Linked DNA regions of Mus musculus: region 2 is linked to region 1. A link is a loop called in an ENCODE intact Hi-C map of the cell type or tissue named here. Cell type or tissue: left cerebral cortex. All regions are shown on one strand.

Region 1 (8,000 bases):
CAGAGTGTGCTCAGTGGCATACCCAGCATGTCTGCAGAGGGCTGAGCTCTGTGGTAACCTGCTGCACAGATCACTTCGGTCACTGGTCTGTGGATATGGAAGAAGGGTGTGTGGTCCAGTATAGAAAAGAACAGAGCCCTACTGACTTCAAAATGCCTCTTGCGGGCACAAGCCCAGTGCCTGCCTGTCCCAGAGCCCCTGTCCCCACTGCCTGTGGGACACCGAGAAGAGTGTTCTCAGCAGTGCTGCTGAGTTTGCCACCGGATCCAGAGAACTGACGCATCTACCTTTCCCTTCTGCAGGCTTCAGGAGGAAAGAGTTCCGAGGGAAGCTGGCCATCGCCATCACCGCCAACTTCATAAACAGGAACAGCACAGCTGAGGCCAAGGTGGAGGAGATCAGTGGTGTTGCCTTCATCTTCAACCAGAAGTTCTTCCAGGACCTGAAGGAAGAAACAGGTGAGAGCCTCATCTCTAAAGCAGACCCTATTCACAGTGTATGTGTGAGTGCATGTGTGTGTATATGAACATGTGTGTGTGTGTGTGTGTGTGTGAGAGAGAGAGAGAGAGAGAGAGAGAGAGAGAGAGAGAGAGAGAGAGCGTGCGTGCATGCATGCACACATATGTGGTAGCCAGAAGACAACCTTTAGCATCATTCTTCAGATGGTGTCCACTTTTCTTGCTGTTGTTGAGCAAAGGCCTCTCACTGGCCTAATGTTCAACAAGTAAGCTAGGTTAAATGCCCGGGGGGGGGCCTGGGATCTGTCTCAGCCTCCCCAGCACTGGGGTTATAATACCATACATGCCTGCCTTCCCCCACATCATGGATTCTGGGGATCAAATCTCATTCTGCAGTACTTGCAGATCATGCATTGTTTCTGACTAAGCCATCTCCCTAGTCCCTTGTCCAAGCTTTCTGAACTGTTCATAGACCTGTTGGCTTCCAATGTTTGCTGGAAATGGAGAAAGGAGCAAAGCTTTCTCTGCATCCGGTGAATGTCCAGAGGTCCTTCAAGGACAAGAGGGATTCTCGAGAGAATGTACTAAGTGTTGTATGTAGAAATAGACAACAGACTTTGCTGATAGTTAATGGCCATAAACTGACTATCTGTCCTGTGTCAGTGCTCAGCAGTGTGGAGTACAAAGACAATGTTAGCCCCACCCCTTCTGGAGTTTCCCCTATCCAAAGAGGGTACCCACATAAAGCACTGTAACACAAGATAGTCAGGAAAGCTGTGTCCAAGGTCAACATGAGATGCTGGGGACACTCTGAGGAGGGAGCTTATAATCTGAGGGGAGAACCTGATGGACCCCAGGTGCTTTACACAGTACATCAGCTGCCCCTCCCTATGAGACAACACCAGGACCCCACCCCACTCCCACCCACCATGCTCTGGCCAACAGTTGTCACCTAACCACATGTACACAGAACAGAAGGTATTGGCTCAATAGCTTTACAGATATTCTTTTGAATACATGCTACATTGCAAACACTGGGTGTATAGCCTGAGGCAGATCAGCAAACCAAGAAGACATATTCTCTGTGGTCAGATAGTCAGTAAACGAGCAACTCATGCTCATGAGAGGAGAGGAGAAACAAAGAAGAATTGGCCTTTTTCTAACCTGACCAAAAATGGGCATTGTTCCTTGAAAAGCCAGTGCAATGATAATGTTAAATGAAGTCTCAGCAGGTATGGTGGCACTTGCTTGTAATCCCAGCACTTGGAAGGTAGAGGCAGGAAGATCAAGGTTAGCACCAGCTACATAGTCACTTTGAGGCCAACCTCAACTATAGGAGAAGTGAAAGCTATCGGTACTCTGTCCAGTCTGTCCTGGTGTTTTACTGACATTTTCCCTCAGAGCCTTACATGCTTATTTCACGTGGCTCCAGTTCTAATCAATGTATCCATTCCCTCTGCCTCCTCCTCTCCCTCCTCCTCTCCCTCCTCTCCCTCCTCCTCCTCCTCCTTCTCTTCTTCTTCCTCCTCCTCTTTTTCTTAGCACATTTTAATATCACCCACATTTCTCATTTTCTCATTTAGTATCCTATCTTAAATTGTGATGGTAGGTCTGGGGGACTGTGGCATCTCTCGTCATCCAAGCCTGAGGACTGTGGAAGACCATGTGGCCTTTGAGATGGGAATGGTTTTCTATACTCAAGGGGCAGAGCGGGATGAGGAAATCAAAAGGGTCGTGTTTCATGATACATTGAGATGATAGGACATTCAGGGTTCAGTGTCCTTCAGCAAGGGCTTTGATTTCACACCACAGTCCCAGATATGCATTCTGTCTACTGCTGTCTACGGCCGATTCCATCATGAGTATTTGGAACAGAGAAAGACACACATGTCCGCTTAAAGCCTTGGCCTCTGATCTCCACCTTCTGTGAATTTCCTGTTAGGGTAACGCTTTCCATGGAATCATTTCCTCTAAGGCTCAGCTTCTAGGAACCAGCTGAGCCGCTGAGCCAGACCCTGCCTCTTGCTGGTCACAGTGGTATTTGCCATCTTATGTCCCTCTGAGCCTCCACAATTTATTATTACAAGTTTTAATATTTCCTTTCCAGAGAATAATATCCCTTGAATGATTTAATACTTAATTTTCCAGCCCTTCCTTCCCCTTAGAAAGAAAGAAAATAAATACACAGACCATCAAATAGGGATTACGACAAGACATTATGTGTGTTTCTCCAAAGGTTTCACACGCTTCCTTTAAACTTGGCTGTTGTTGCCACTGTAAGTCATTGTCTCACATCAGTGACAGCAATAAATTTCCTTTGAATCTCTTGGGGGTCCTCTGCATGCACGGCTGTTTCCTATTTTACTGTAATAATAGGGATGTTACTATGGTTACCCAGTACACCTTGTGTGGATGCTTTGAGGTCACTGCGTGCCTGTCACTTCCCTTCACATGAGCTGATCCAGAGAGTCTTAGGCTCTAGTAAACATCTGAGTCACACAGGGAGCTGGAGACTCGGGGTGCTGGCCCTACCCCAGCTTTCTAATTCAGCAACCCACACAAATTTGACCTTCTAGTAAGTTCTCAGGTGAAGCCAGTGTCTCTGGCTGAGCTTCCCTGCATCCCTCTTGAGAACACAGAGCTGAGTGATCACCTCGTAGCATGATTTTAAATGCAGAAGCCTAATGAATGAATGAATGATTTGCTGTCCATGGAGAGAACAAAAGATGGGGGTCTGGGCCTTGGGAGATGGCTCCAGTGAGGATCTGAATTCAATTCCCAGGACCCACATATAATGTTGGGCATAGTAGTGTAAGTTTGTAATCCCAGCTCTACGGTATAGCGACAGGAGCATCCCTGAGGCTTGCTGGCTGGCCAGTCTTGTTGATGAGCTCTGTGTTAGTGATAAACCCTGTCTTAAGAAGGTAGACCCTGTCTGAAGAAAGTAAGCACCTGACACATGATAGCCTTGGCTGCCTTCTGGCATACACACAGGTTCACACACACACACACACACACATACACACACACACATACAAACACACACACCAAGATGCCATTAGGCCTCTAACCTTGCAGTGTTGTTCTGTTGACCTGGGTTTTCTCTTGCAAGCTAGGACATGGTAGAGAATGCTCTGTGCTACTACACACAGTAGATGGGGCCTGAGCCATGCAGTTCGGTTCAAAGTTGGTTTTTGCTTAGCATCCATGGTCCTGTCCAGTACTTCCCCTGACACTGTCTGCCTAGATTTAACTTTGGAATACTGGACACCTGTGGTGGTTGTATGCCTGTTTCGTTGTGTTGTTTTTGAACATGTCTTTGTGCAAGCATAAAAGCTAGCTGCTTTGACCTGGGTGGGCTCTGGTCCTCTCTTCTACCTTCCATATCCTGGTATGTCTTTACTATTTATCTTAAGTGCATCCTCTGCAAATCCATAATGAGACCTGGAATGGAGCAAGGTGCAGACTGGTAAACTGAGTCTAGATGTTTCTCTTTTCAGGGATTGATCTCGAGAACATTGTTTACTATAAGGACAGTACCCACTACTTTGTCATGACAGCCAAGAAGCAGAGCCTGCTGGACAAGGGCGTCATCCTTAATGTATGTACCTGTTGGCTGGGATTTCTTACCTGTCTTTCCCCTGGGCAGCATGGACTGGCAACATCTGCAGATGTGGGAGAAGATGACTGTCCTGCCAGGACCCACACCAGGGGGGAAGAGACTGCCTGCCACCTTCCTTGCTTTTGGCATTGTGTGACTACCCAGCCACACAGATATGTTTCAAATATGCGATGAGAGACCTTTGCCGTGATGTGCCCAGAATACGATCAGTTGAATCTTTCCATTCCTCAAATGTCATTCATTTGGCCCCATGCCTTCACTAGGAGGTCGCATGAACTTGGAGATGGGACTCCTTGTCCTTGTGGAACATAGAGATGCTATCACTTAGGAATCTCATGCTGTGTCTCCTTTGCCATGGGGGGCGGGAGGGAGGTACTCACTGTTGTGTCAGAGATGAGCAGAGACCCAGCTCTGCCATGAGCTAACTCAAGATGGTGGCCAAGATGTTGGTCTTTTTTTTTTTTGTTGACTTTTTTTCTGAATCTCAATCTTATGTCTACAAAGTAGAATAATTCCTGTCTGAAGAGAAGAAGAGGGTTCTTGAGACATGACTGTGTAGTGGGTAGGGGGTACATGAGGATTGTACACGCGCATGCGCACACACACACACAGGCATGTACATGCATCACATTTAGTACAGGGCCTGGTGGTTTCCAAGGTTTTCCCACACCCAGCCTTGTTTGGATGCTTGTTCTTCTGTTCCTTTGGCTCCTTGGTTTCACTCTGTGGCTTTGCTTCTTGTTTAATTTTTGCTCTAAGCTAATTAATATCTCATGAAGCCCAGGCTATTATCAAACTCTCCTTCCACTTGCCTCTGCCTTCTAAGTGCTGAGTCTGCAGGCATGAGCCCCAGGTTGCGCATACATTGTCAAGTATAAGAGAAGACAAGATGGCACTGGAGAGATGACTTAGAGCTTAAGAGCACTTGCTGTTCCTCTAGAGGACCCAAATTTGGTTACTCTCACCTACATTAGGTGGCTCCAACCTACTGTAACTCCAGTTTCAGGAGATCCAATGTTCTCTTCTGATCTCTACCGTCACTGCATGCATATGACATGTGCTTACACATATATATGGATGAATGAAAATGGACAAGAGGAGGTGGGGAAGAGGGGACTTTGGTCAGGCATCCTTCTAGAGCTCCCGGGCTTCAAGATAAGGATCCCCCAGCCCCAGCCCCAGGCCAAGCCTCCAGGTCCTAGCCTGGACTGGAACCACTCGGTGTTGCTTGCCAGAGTACAGTGTGCCTATCTTCTTGCCAGCTTGTACTGGCATCTGGCCTGGAAGCATGAGTAACCCAGGCCTCCCCTGGGCCTCCTCCACCTTGGCTGATGCCTCTGCTGAGAGCATGGGTTGTGGGCAGAGGCTGTGGGTGGGTCAGATGAAACTAGCCTCACCCACCCCCTCACATACCAGCTGTGATGAGCACTAGACTTCTAAGTCTGCCAGCTCACAGCTGGCTGCTCAGTCTGGTGTGTTGTGCCCTCTTTTTCTCTCAGGAGGAAGTGGCTTCTTCAGTCTTCTAGTGGGAGAATGCTGAGTATAATCTTGTGGGGGTGGTATTTGATTTTCCAAAATAGAGCATTTGAAATCATGGTTCCCCAGGAAATGCAAACAGAAGGTCACTCCAGTTCTAGAGGAACTCGTATGTCTTGAGACCTCCCATACCAGCACCTTACGCGGATCCTATTAGCATCTCATTGTACACCACCAGTCATGGCATTATGAGTCAGTAGGGACAGCAATATCACCTTCTATGTGCCAGGCACAGCAGCAGGCATTGCATGTGTGCATTCCCACTCCAGATTTAAGAAGGAGATCTTGTAATTATGTTTCTGTGAATGAGAAAAGGGAGACTCAGAATCAAGCTAAACAACATGCCCAGATTCCACTTGTGAGAGGGACTCACGTGTGCCAGGCTGGCCTTGAACTCATTTTGTAGCCAAGGATGGCTTTGAGTTCCTGCTCCTTTTGCTTCCATCTCATACATACCGAAATTGTGGGTGTGCCTTACCACTCCCAGTTTTAGTCAGTGCTGGAGACTGAACCCTGGCTTTTCACGCACACTGGGGAGCACTCTATCAGTGGAATTTTACCCTTTGCATTATCTCTGGGGAAGGTGGCCTTGAAGTTTCTCTGCCAAAGATGAGCAGAATAGACTTTGGAAACCTTCTAATCTTTTCTCTCCATCCTCTGACACTCTTTGGCTGCATTGCCAGAACGGATTCTCTCATTATCCAAGCACAGGCATCCTTGCTCAAGCAAAGGAGCAAGACAATGCACATGTTCACAGCGGAGATATCCCCAGCATCACTGAAAAGTGAACAACCGCGTCCAGATAGAGAGTCAGAGAGTAGCCTGGCACACGCACCCTTTTTTCTAGTCTTACTTGACCCCGAATCACAGCATGTCTGGACCCTAGTAGCCTAACCCCATCCATTATCAAATCACATTTACTGGCTTGTTCCTTTGTCTCTTAATTGTACTTGAAGATATTGCCAGAACCAGCCATGCACAGCGTGCTCCTTGTTTGCTGGGAGGCCGTTATCAAGTACACTCACTGTTCATTACAGTTCCCAGGGTCCTCTGTCTAAATTCCTACACGAGATAGATCTTTCAGCACTCGGTGCCAGGAAACACTCACCTCCTCTGAGGAATTGCTGTGCCTCATTTTCTGATAAGGGAAGCCCATATCACATTTTCCCTTTGCCTTGGATGCCAGGAAGCCCAAAGCCAAACTGGGTGTTTAATCACAACTGTGCTAACCACCATGGCTGCACCGTGTGCTTATTTCCTTGGCTCTGATTTTCTAGTTTAGGCTCACATGTGTGCAAGTGCGAGCACACACACACACTTCTGCAGACACGCATGCACATATGTGCATCTCTGGGGAAGTCACATAGATGTCAACTTCACGAGTGATTCCTCAGGAGCCATCATCCTGTTTTCTGAGACAAGGTCTCCCACTGGCCAGGAACTCACTAGTTAGGTTAGGCTAAGCAGGCTGGCAAAGGACTCCCAGGGATCCTCCTGTGTGTGCCTTCGCAGCACTGAGATTTTAATCACACACTGTTCTGCCTGCTTCTTAGGTAGGTTCTGGGGCTTGAACTCATGTCCCCATGTTTGTACAATAAATGCTTTACAGACTGATTCATTTCCCAGAGCCTCCATTTCTGTTTGGAGTAGTCTCAGTACCCACAGATCCATCCCATGGCCTTCTGATCCACAGTGGGTGTGAAGGCAGGCCTTTGGAGAGGAGGGAGGGTTTGACATATGTCTTGGTCTTGCTCAGGACTACATTGACACAGAGATGCTGCTGTGTTCGGAGAATGTGAACCAGGACAACCTGCTCTCCTACGCCAGAGAAGCCGCTGACTTTGCCACCAACTACCAGCTGCCATCCTTAGACTTTGCCATCAATCACAACGGGCAGCCTGACGTGGCCATGTTCGACTTCACCTCCATGTATGCCTCAGAGAACGCAGCTCTGATGCGTGAGCGCCAGGCACACCAGCTGCTCGTGGCTCTTGTGGGCGACAGCCTGCTTGAGGTACTACCTGCCTTCATTTATGCTACAATTCAGACCTATGGATCTGTTCTCAGGCTCATAGCCTCTGCCAACAACATCCCAGAGAAAGGCAGGTTCTAAAAAAAAAAAAAAAAAAAAAAAAAAAAAAAGGGCAGACCTCTACCAAGACCATCTTGGCCTGGGAGCCAGCCCTTTTGGCTGAATTTTGAGATTTGTCAGCTCACCTGTATAGGAAACCTTTTCTCCCATTTCCAGCTTCTTCAGGGCTGCATCTAGATTGAAGAACAGAATTAACCAGGCCTGTTCTAGAGCCCACGACTGTTTTGCCTCAGAACATATAGACCTCCTCAGCATGGTTGGGACCTGTTAACCCATTTGGGTGGCCCTATGA
Region 2 (8,000 bases), 72 kb before region 1:
GAGTCTAGCCCAGGCCCCACACAGCATCTTCAAGACATCGCATCCTCCATCCACCTGACTCTCCCTGGAAGAGCAGAAGTAACAACGGGAAAGCAGGTTTTGGTGGCTCACACTTGTAATTTCAGCTCTGGGAGGGGTGGGAGCAGGGTAGGGGGAGGCTGTGGTAGGAGGATCCCTGGGAGATCAAGTCTAGCTTGTGCTACAGAGTGAGTTCCAGCCCAGCCTGGGCTATAGTGTGAGGTCCTGTCTGAAACAGAAAAAGTCACTGGAGGCTCTGCCGGTCCTTGTGATGTGGGTTGGCTGAGAGCTGGTGTTCAGCAAGCTGAGACTTCAGTTTTGGTTTCTGATGTCACCTCCACCTCCTTCCTTGTGGTTCCTCTGTTAGGCTCCCTGTCGGAAGGAGTCAGCACTCAGAACCCTTGGTTTGCCAGAAAGAACCAGACACTTAACTTTTCCAGACCCGTGGTGCTTTGCAAACTGTCTGGTGGGCCCTATCCAGGAACCTTTGAAGACACAGGTCCACAGCTGCCTATGCAGAGAAGCAAGCTTCAGCTAGGCTGGGAGGAGAGATGCAGGGTGTGGGAGAGGCCAGGCCAGGCCAGGCCGGGCCAGGGAGAGGCCGATGAGAAGGTGGCTTGTTTACATTGGGAAGTGAATTGTGAAACATTTATGGAGTACCTACTGTGTGCCTGTTCCTTGTGCTATGAGGACATTGGCATCCACCAGGCTTGGCAGCTCTTCCCAGAAGGTCTATGGTGCCAGAAAAACAAGAAACACGTGTGTATAAACAAGAGCGGTGGCAGCAGGGGATTTAAGAAACCTCAGCTCAGTCACCAGGAAGTTCATGACTATCCAGATGACAGGGGGGAAGACCTTGGTACGAGGAATGTTTTCTATGGGCTGGGAAGACCTGGAAAGTTTCCTAGGAGAGGAGAAGGCGGCAGTAGTGTTTGATGTGGATCTTGAGGGGTAGGCGGAGTGCAGATGGCAAGTGGGAGGAAGCAGAGAGCATCTCTCCCTCCCTCTGTGCATGCTGGAGGACAGGGAGAGCTGGTGGGAATAAGCAGAGCCTCTGAGTGGGTGAGTGACTTTGGACATATGGGAAGGGTCTTCTATTTAAGACAGGGCAGGATACCCAGAGACCTCCTAGGACAGACAAGCCAGACATAGTTTAGTTTCCATCTATTCCAACTTAGGCATTGGGAAGCAGGAGGGCAGAGGCTCGCTAGGCACACTTTACCATTGAACCTCCAAGATTTGATGTTTTCGTTTTGCTTGGTTTTAGACAAGTTGCATGTGTTTAAGCTGGCCTTGAACTTTGCTATATAGCCAAGGATAACCTTAAGCTCCTGATCTTCCCTGCCTCTGCCTTCTGAGTGCTAGGATTACAGTCACATACCTGACTTTATACATTTGCTCAGGGCAAACCCCGGGCTCCAAGCGAGGTAGACGGGCATTTCTTCTACCAACTGAGCTCCATGCCCAGCCTTCTCAGGACATTCTAAGGTCTGTTCAGTCATTCTATGGGTATTTACAAGATGGCTCTATTCTTCTAAAACAAGCCAGCCAATTCTGGGTTTACAACAAGGGGGAAAAAAAGTAGCAGGACATAACAGGACCCCATCTCTCAGCCCAGGAGCTTGTATCCAAGGAAAGAGAAACAATGAAAGGTCAGTATGAAAGGATGAGGAGACTAGCAGATGCCCCTTCACATACTGGGGTCTGGCTCGAGGCAGTTTGGACCTATGAGTGTTCATGAGCAGAAAGGTGCCAAGAAGTTAGATGTTGTGTGCACACCTGTAATACCAGCACCTGGGAGGCTGAGGTAGTGTTGTTGTGTGTCCAAAGACCATGTGAGCTACACAGTGAATTTTAGGTTAGCCTGGGTTACAAACTGTCTCAAAACAAACAAATAAAAAAAAACTAATAACAACTCTTAATAAAGTACATGAGCCATGCATGAATGTTCAACTCAAGAGGCCGAGGCAGGTGGATTACAGCAACTTAAAGACCAGTCTGGGCTATATCTAAATTTCATTTGTCCAAAGACTTAAGGTGAAAAGAAGTGAACTGGATGTCCCTACTCATCCCAGGAGGCCTTGGGACATCGTCTCAGGTTGGTCACACCGCAATGAATCATCTCTCAGCCCTTGGGGAGGAGGGCAGAGCACCTGCACACCTTAATGTAGTCTTGCTTTTTGCTTCCCGCCCTTTGCTCTCTGGCCCTGTCATTCTCAGACCAAGTACACACTGAAAGCTTGGCCTCGGCTGATCATTGGCCACCCCTATTTCCCCTTTGTGGTCTGAGGGCAGGGCTGGAACCAGACATTTAGGGTCCAGTAGGAGTAGAGACAGTAGGGCCTAGAGAGAGTTTTGGGGAACCTTGAAGTTGGAGGAGGAGGGGGAAGGAAGGGGCCCAGGCTTCACTGAGGAGGAGGAGGGACCATCTGAGTGTGAGGCTCAAAGGATGCTGGGGACTGAAGCAGAAACAATGGGGATGATTCCTTCTTGGGGAGAAACAGGTAATTATGCTGTTAGCTATAATGTGGCTAAGCCAGCCCTTAAAATGGATGTCATGGCCCAGGGACCCTTAGCAGGAAAGCTAAGCTCAATGGAAGGGTCCTGAAGAAGTGCTTGCAGTAAGAAAAGCCCCCTCCACCCCTTACTGGGAAGACTCCAAGCCTCTGGTTTTGCTTGAGCCAGCACCCCTTTCTTCTCCCTGGCAGTCTTGAACGCTGGGGCTTAGAGGCTCCTTGCATGCACGCAGCAACCTTTTAGATTCTCAGCTTGGGCTTGAATCCAGAGCTGGCAGGTCAGCAGAGCAGCACAGACTGGAAGCTCAAACACTCCTGCTGTGGAGTTGAGTTTTCATCTTGGCCACGGGAGGAGAAGCCGCTGGGTTTTGAAGTGCATGTGCCTGTGAGTGCACTCCATAATTTACTAAAGAAGCAGGTGATGAAGGGCCTCCGGGCTCTAGGTGACAGAGGTCCCAGTAGAATTGTTCCCAGTGGAGAGGCTCAGATCCCTCCCACCCACCGGCAGGGTAGACACTGCTACTCCCCAGCTTCCACACTGGCCTGCCTCATTAGCATTCACAGTGCTGCTACCTATAGTGCCCCTGTTTTAGCTTTGGCTCTGCAACACTTCCCCTCTCCATCCTCCTCCTCCCAGGCTTGGCTCCAGCACTGCCTACTTCAGAAAGGCTCTTTCCATTTCTTTCCACCCCTTCTCCATCTGCCTCCATGGGGGAGCCAGCAGTCCCTGGTTCAGAACTTAGCCAGCTCTGGAGTAGAACACTCTTTCCCAGCGTTATGTTTTGAGCATCCGCCATATCCCAGGCAGCCGGGCAGAGGCTGGGACTCTAGTGGAGTGTGCCTGACCAGGGCTCATGCTCTCCTCCATCTAAGGTATGTGACGTTATATAGATGCTTTGGTTTTCTTGGTCTCTATGTCCTCATGTGAAGAGAGCATATGGTGCCTGCTCACATGTTGGGAGCATTGGACGGAATGATTTGTGAACAGTGCTCCGTGCCCAGTTCCAGCCTCACTGGAAAGGGCTGACATATGGCAGCTTTTATCTTAGCATGTTAGTTGTTATGGTTTGCATATGAGATATCTCCCACAGGGCTGAAGTTTGAGCTCTTGGCACCCAGATGGTGCACTGTTCTGAGAGGCTAGACAACCTTTTGGATAGGAGGTCTGGCTGGCAGACCTTATAGGCAGTAGGAACTGTGACTGAGGGTTCTAGGCCAAACCTACTTCTACATCTTGATCTGTCAAGATGTAATAAGCTATATATCAATATCCTGCCACATGGGTGTAATAAGCTGTATATCAATATCCTGCCACTATGGATGTAATAAGCTATATATCAATATCCTGCCACCATGGGTGTAATAAGCTGTATATCAATATCCTGCCACCACGGATGTAATAAGCTGTATATCAATATCCTGCCACCATGGATGGAGTCCCAGTTGTCATGCTTTCCCCACCGTGATGGATTGGTTCCTTCAAACTGTGAGCCAAAATGAATCCTTCCCTCCTTCTGTTGCCTCTGTCAGGAATCTGGTCACAGTGGGGAGAAAAGCAGGCACGAGTTAGCTCTCATTCCAGCTTTAGAAGTAGACGCCATCCCCCTGCAAAGGTCACCACTTGACTCAGAGCTGATGTCCCTGATGGCCTCACCACGGGGCACCTTTCCTCCCCCCTCTTCTTCCTGAGCCCCAGTCCCGGCTTGGCTTCCGTGCTTCTTCCTCCAATACCAGGCAGTGCTACAACCCCATCACCAGTTCTCACCAACCAGCAGAAGTGAACCAAACCAGGCCATGAGGAAAGATAAGCCAGTTTCTTAGATTGTTTAAGTGGCAGAGAGACATAAGGAAAAGGATGGAATGACTTACCTGTGGGATCCCTGTAATGGGGGTAGCTACCCCCTCTCACTGTCAGGCAGGCTCTAAGATGTGCATATCCTCTGGGGGATTGCCAGTGATGACCCCCCAAGCTTGGCTTACAGTGTAGACCCTGCCCACTGCTTACCTCTTAACTAATTGCTATGTCAGGAGAATGTTCATATCATTCGACTATAGCTTCCAACTTCATTCTCCAGCAAATGTTGGAAGCTCCCACCTTGCCTCTGGCTGTGTCCCCTTTTGTGCCAGGCAATGTTTATGTCTGGACAGGCCTTCCCCAACTGGTTGTCTGGGTTACCCCTGTACACTAGGGTGCTAGGCTTTATGAGAGCCAGGAGGCAGACAGCTAAGCATGCTTGTTCATGAGGCTAATGCTGCAGGAGAGGAGGGGGCTAGTGGGTTTTGGTTATTTTTTTTGTGTGTGTGTGTTGTCAAACTAGAGATTTTATATTTTTGGCAACTTAAAAAACTTACCTGAAGGTAGACCTTCCTTTCCTGGGGAGAGTTTAGAGACTACTAGAAGGCTTGGATCAGTCTATCTAAAAATAGAAAAAGAGATTATCTTGGGGTGCTGGCCTGGAGGCAATGAGACAGTGAGCCCAAGCAAAGATAACTTTGTTGAGCTCAATACCACATGCCAGGCACTGCAGTCAGTCTCTCTACCTGGTAAGTCAGACTCTCCTGGGAGAGACAACAGAGAACAAAAACAACCCCCTAACTCCCCATGGGATTCTGGCAGGTTTGATCATGTGGTTCCCTGAGCCTCACATGGAGCTCTTGGAGATTAAAAATCTTTCTGTGAATGTTCAGGAGTGTGTGTGTGTGTGTGTGTGTGTGTGTGTGTGTGTGTGTGTGTGTGCTCATGTATGCATGAGTGCTTATGTATGCTTATGTGTGCAGGCCAGAAGTCTTGAGGGTCATTCCTCCGGAGCCATCCATCTAGTGTTTTGAGATAAGATCTTTCACTGGCCTGGGGCTTGCCAAGTAAGTGAGGCTTATTGGCCAGTGAATGATCTGCCTGCTCCCACAATATTGGGATGACAAGTCCGTGGCACTATGTCTGATTTGCATGTGGGTACTGGGGTCAAACTTGTGTGAGTTCTCGTGGTTTGGTGGCAAACACTGAAGCCACTGAACTATCTCATCAGCTCCCAAGATTAAAAATTCGTAGGTGGAGAGAAGGCATCTTGCCCTGAAACACACATGGGGTAGCTGAAGCCACCTCTCCTGTCTGCCTCCAGGCAGTCCCTTCCCCTGGAGGGATGCCACTTCCTGTGCCAGCTGGTCAGGGAAGAGAGAACACAGCAGGACACCAATGTCCTTCAGCCTTTCTGAGCTCTGGGATTAGTGTCAACAGAAATGATCCATGAGAGGAGACCCCAGGCAGGGGGATTAGAATGAAAATAAGATCTGGGGAGGTGGAGGCAGGAGCCATGTGATTGGTGAGTTTGGCTACTGAACACTGTAAGCCTCAGTCTCCTCATTTGGAAAGGGGGCCGAATGATCAGCTGACTCTCAGGACACCGGTGTAGGCTGGGTAAGGCCCTACAAATAGCGCAAGTACTCCAACAAGGTACTTTCTCTTCCCTTCCTCCCCTCTTCTCTCCTCTTTCTTCCTCCTCCAAAGAGCTATATTAAATAGCTATTGTAATTTTGAAGGGTGGGGTACCGCTTTGAATTCAATGAAAATCAACTCTAGCTTCCTTCTATCTTTCTCTCCTACTTTCTAGACACTGATGGCAAAGTCTGAGGCCGGGTTGTTGCCGGGACTGCAGGACCAGGCTGCTCCGTCTTGTTCTAGCAGTTTCTTGTATCCAGGGGCTTGCAGTGGCCACCCCTCTCTGCAGCTTACAGACACCTGCTGCCTTTGTTTGTTTTGTCCCAGTTGCCTGGGTCTTGCTGTGGTTAGACAGCTAGCGATCCTTCCTGGGATGATATGGTGATGATAAAGCAGCCATCTGTTCGGGGCTGTTGTTTGTCAGGATTCTCTGTTTAAGGGACAGGAGTTTACATAAAAAGAGAGTATGTCGGAAGGTGCCTGGGAGGCTCTGAAGAATCCAGCCCCAGGAGGAGAATATCTGACTGACAGACTTCCTGGGCCATAGTCCCCTTTCTAGTGCACTCCCCCACCCCCCAGCTACAGGCAGCTCCCAGATTATCCCACCCAGCCTAAGCGGTGACTTGACCTAGGGGCACCAGACCTTCCTGGGGGCTTTTCAGAAAAGACTGCATACATACTCAGCCTGCATCTTGGGTTGAGGGATGGGAGATGGGGTGGAGTCTGTTATGAGAAGATAAGGACGAATACTAAGTCAGGCTTACCTCATGCTTAGTGGCAGCTGCTATATTCTAAGGTAACTCTCACGTAACTCTTATTCTGTGGCATTGACCATCTTTCATGCACCATGAAACTGAAGCATAAAGGTTAACTAGTTTGCCCAAGAATGCCTCCTCCCTCTTCTGGAAGGATTATGTCAGTCAGAGGGTTCCAGGTGTGTCCCTTGTCACCCAATCTAATGAAGCAGTAACAGCTATGTCACCTCTAAGTATATGCTGAAAACTAGTGCTAGGCTAAGTCCTTTACCATATTACCTCATTTAACCCTCAAACTGTCTTTATGGAGTGAGTACTAGAATTAAGTTAATTATAAATTAAAAGAAAAATTTTTTGAGACAGAGACTCATGGATCCTAGGCTGGCCTCAAACTGACTATGTAGCTGAAGAGGAACTTGAACTTTTGAGGTTCCTTCCTCTACTTCCCAAGTGCTGGGATTACGGGCACCCCACTACGTCTGGTTTTATGTGGTGTGGGATGCATTCTCAGCCCCTAGCAGCAGCTTAGATCAGAAACTGAAGCTCAGAGACAGCTTTTCCAAGAACCACTAACTATATTAAAGTAAAGGAACCAGACTGTAGAGCTGCAAATGTTGACTGGGAAAACTTTAAATGAAGGCGTTTCTCTTGCTCAATCGGAAGCTCCTGGCTGCCTGAGGTAAATCCCAGAGTTGGCTCAAAATCTGAGTCTTTGTCCTCTGTCCAGCAGGCTGGGGTGTGGAAAATTCACTTATTGCATGCTTGGTTTGAACCTGCCTTGGTGTCTCTAACTAAACTCATACCAAGTGGCTCCGGAGCCAGCCATGCTCCAGTACATACAGGTTCTAAATTCACACAGTCCCCACACCCTTTTCTTAATGGTACTGAGGATTGAACCCAAACCTTGCACATGCCAAGCAAACAACTCCCCTCCTGAGCCACACCCCAGCCTTTATTCAACAAGTATTTCCTGAGTGCCAGGGACACTCCAAGCCTCGTCTAAGTTCATAGAGTCCTTAGGGAAGACCCTGACTCTGCAGCTAGATGTGGAGAACATCAGAGAGGAAGACCCCTGAGTTCCTTTCCCTGGGGCTTCTCAAGCTCTTGGGGTCCACCAGGGCACGTGTACCACCAAATCAGATCCACAGGGGACCAGAAGCCTTCTGCTTCTTAGATATTGCCTGGCACGAGGTCAAGTTCCCGGGAGATGGCATTTCTTCACTCTGACTGATCACAAAAGGAGGCTTTGTGTCAAGGAACAAGTGTGGGCCTGGA

The links. A loop is a pair of places that touch in the nucleus more often than their neighbours do. Peaks named below come from ENCODE experiments on the same cell type or tissue, not always from the same donor. Only the 100,000 strongest peaks of a DNase experiment are listed, where the experiment ranks them.
Region 2: a loop joins it to region 1, with 6 times the contacts of the local background. A loop is called at or near these places in 4 of 42 quality-filtered maps.

The regions. Positions count from the first base shown.
Region 1 is chr7:112,311,014-112,319,013 of GRCm38, forward strand. It overlaps Mical2 (microtubule associated monooxygenase, calponin and LIM domain containing 2), which reads left to right. Exons shown (of 26, transcript NM_001193305.1): 7 at 303-458; 8 at 3,959-4,059; 9 at 7,373-7,630. Among named protein-coding and RNA genes, the nearest start is that of Micalcl, 60 kb to the right of the region's middle. In left cerebral cortex, no CTCF peak of the experiment used is centred here; DNase peaks (open chromatin) are centred at 4,954, 5,470 and 7,467; H3K27ac peaks cover 2,798 bases.
Region 2 is chr7:112,238,601-112,246,600 of GRCm38, forward strand. All of the region lies in intron 2 of Mical2 (microtubule associated monooxygenase, calponin and LIM domain containing 2), which reads left to right. Among named protein-coding and RNA genes, the nearest start is that of Mical2, 17 kb to the left of the region's middle. In left cerebral cortex, no CTCF peak of the experiment used is centred here; DNase peaks (open chromatin) are centred at 347, 960, 3,193 and 6,324; H3K4me3 peaks cover 686 bases; H3K27ac peaks cover 5,863 bases.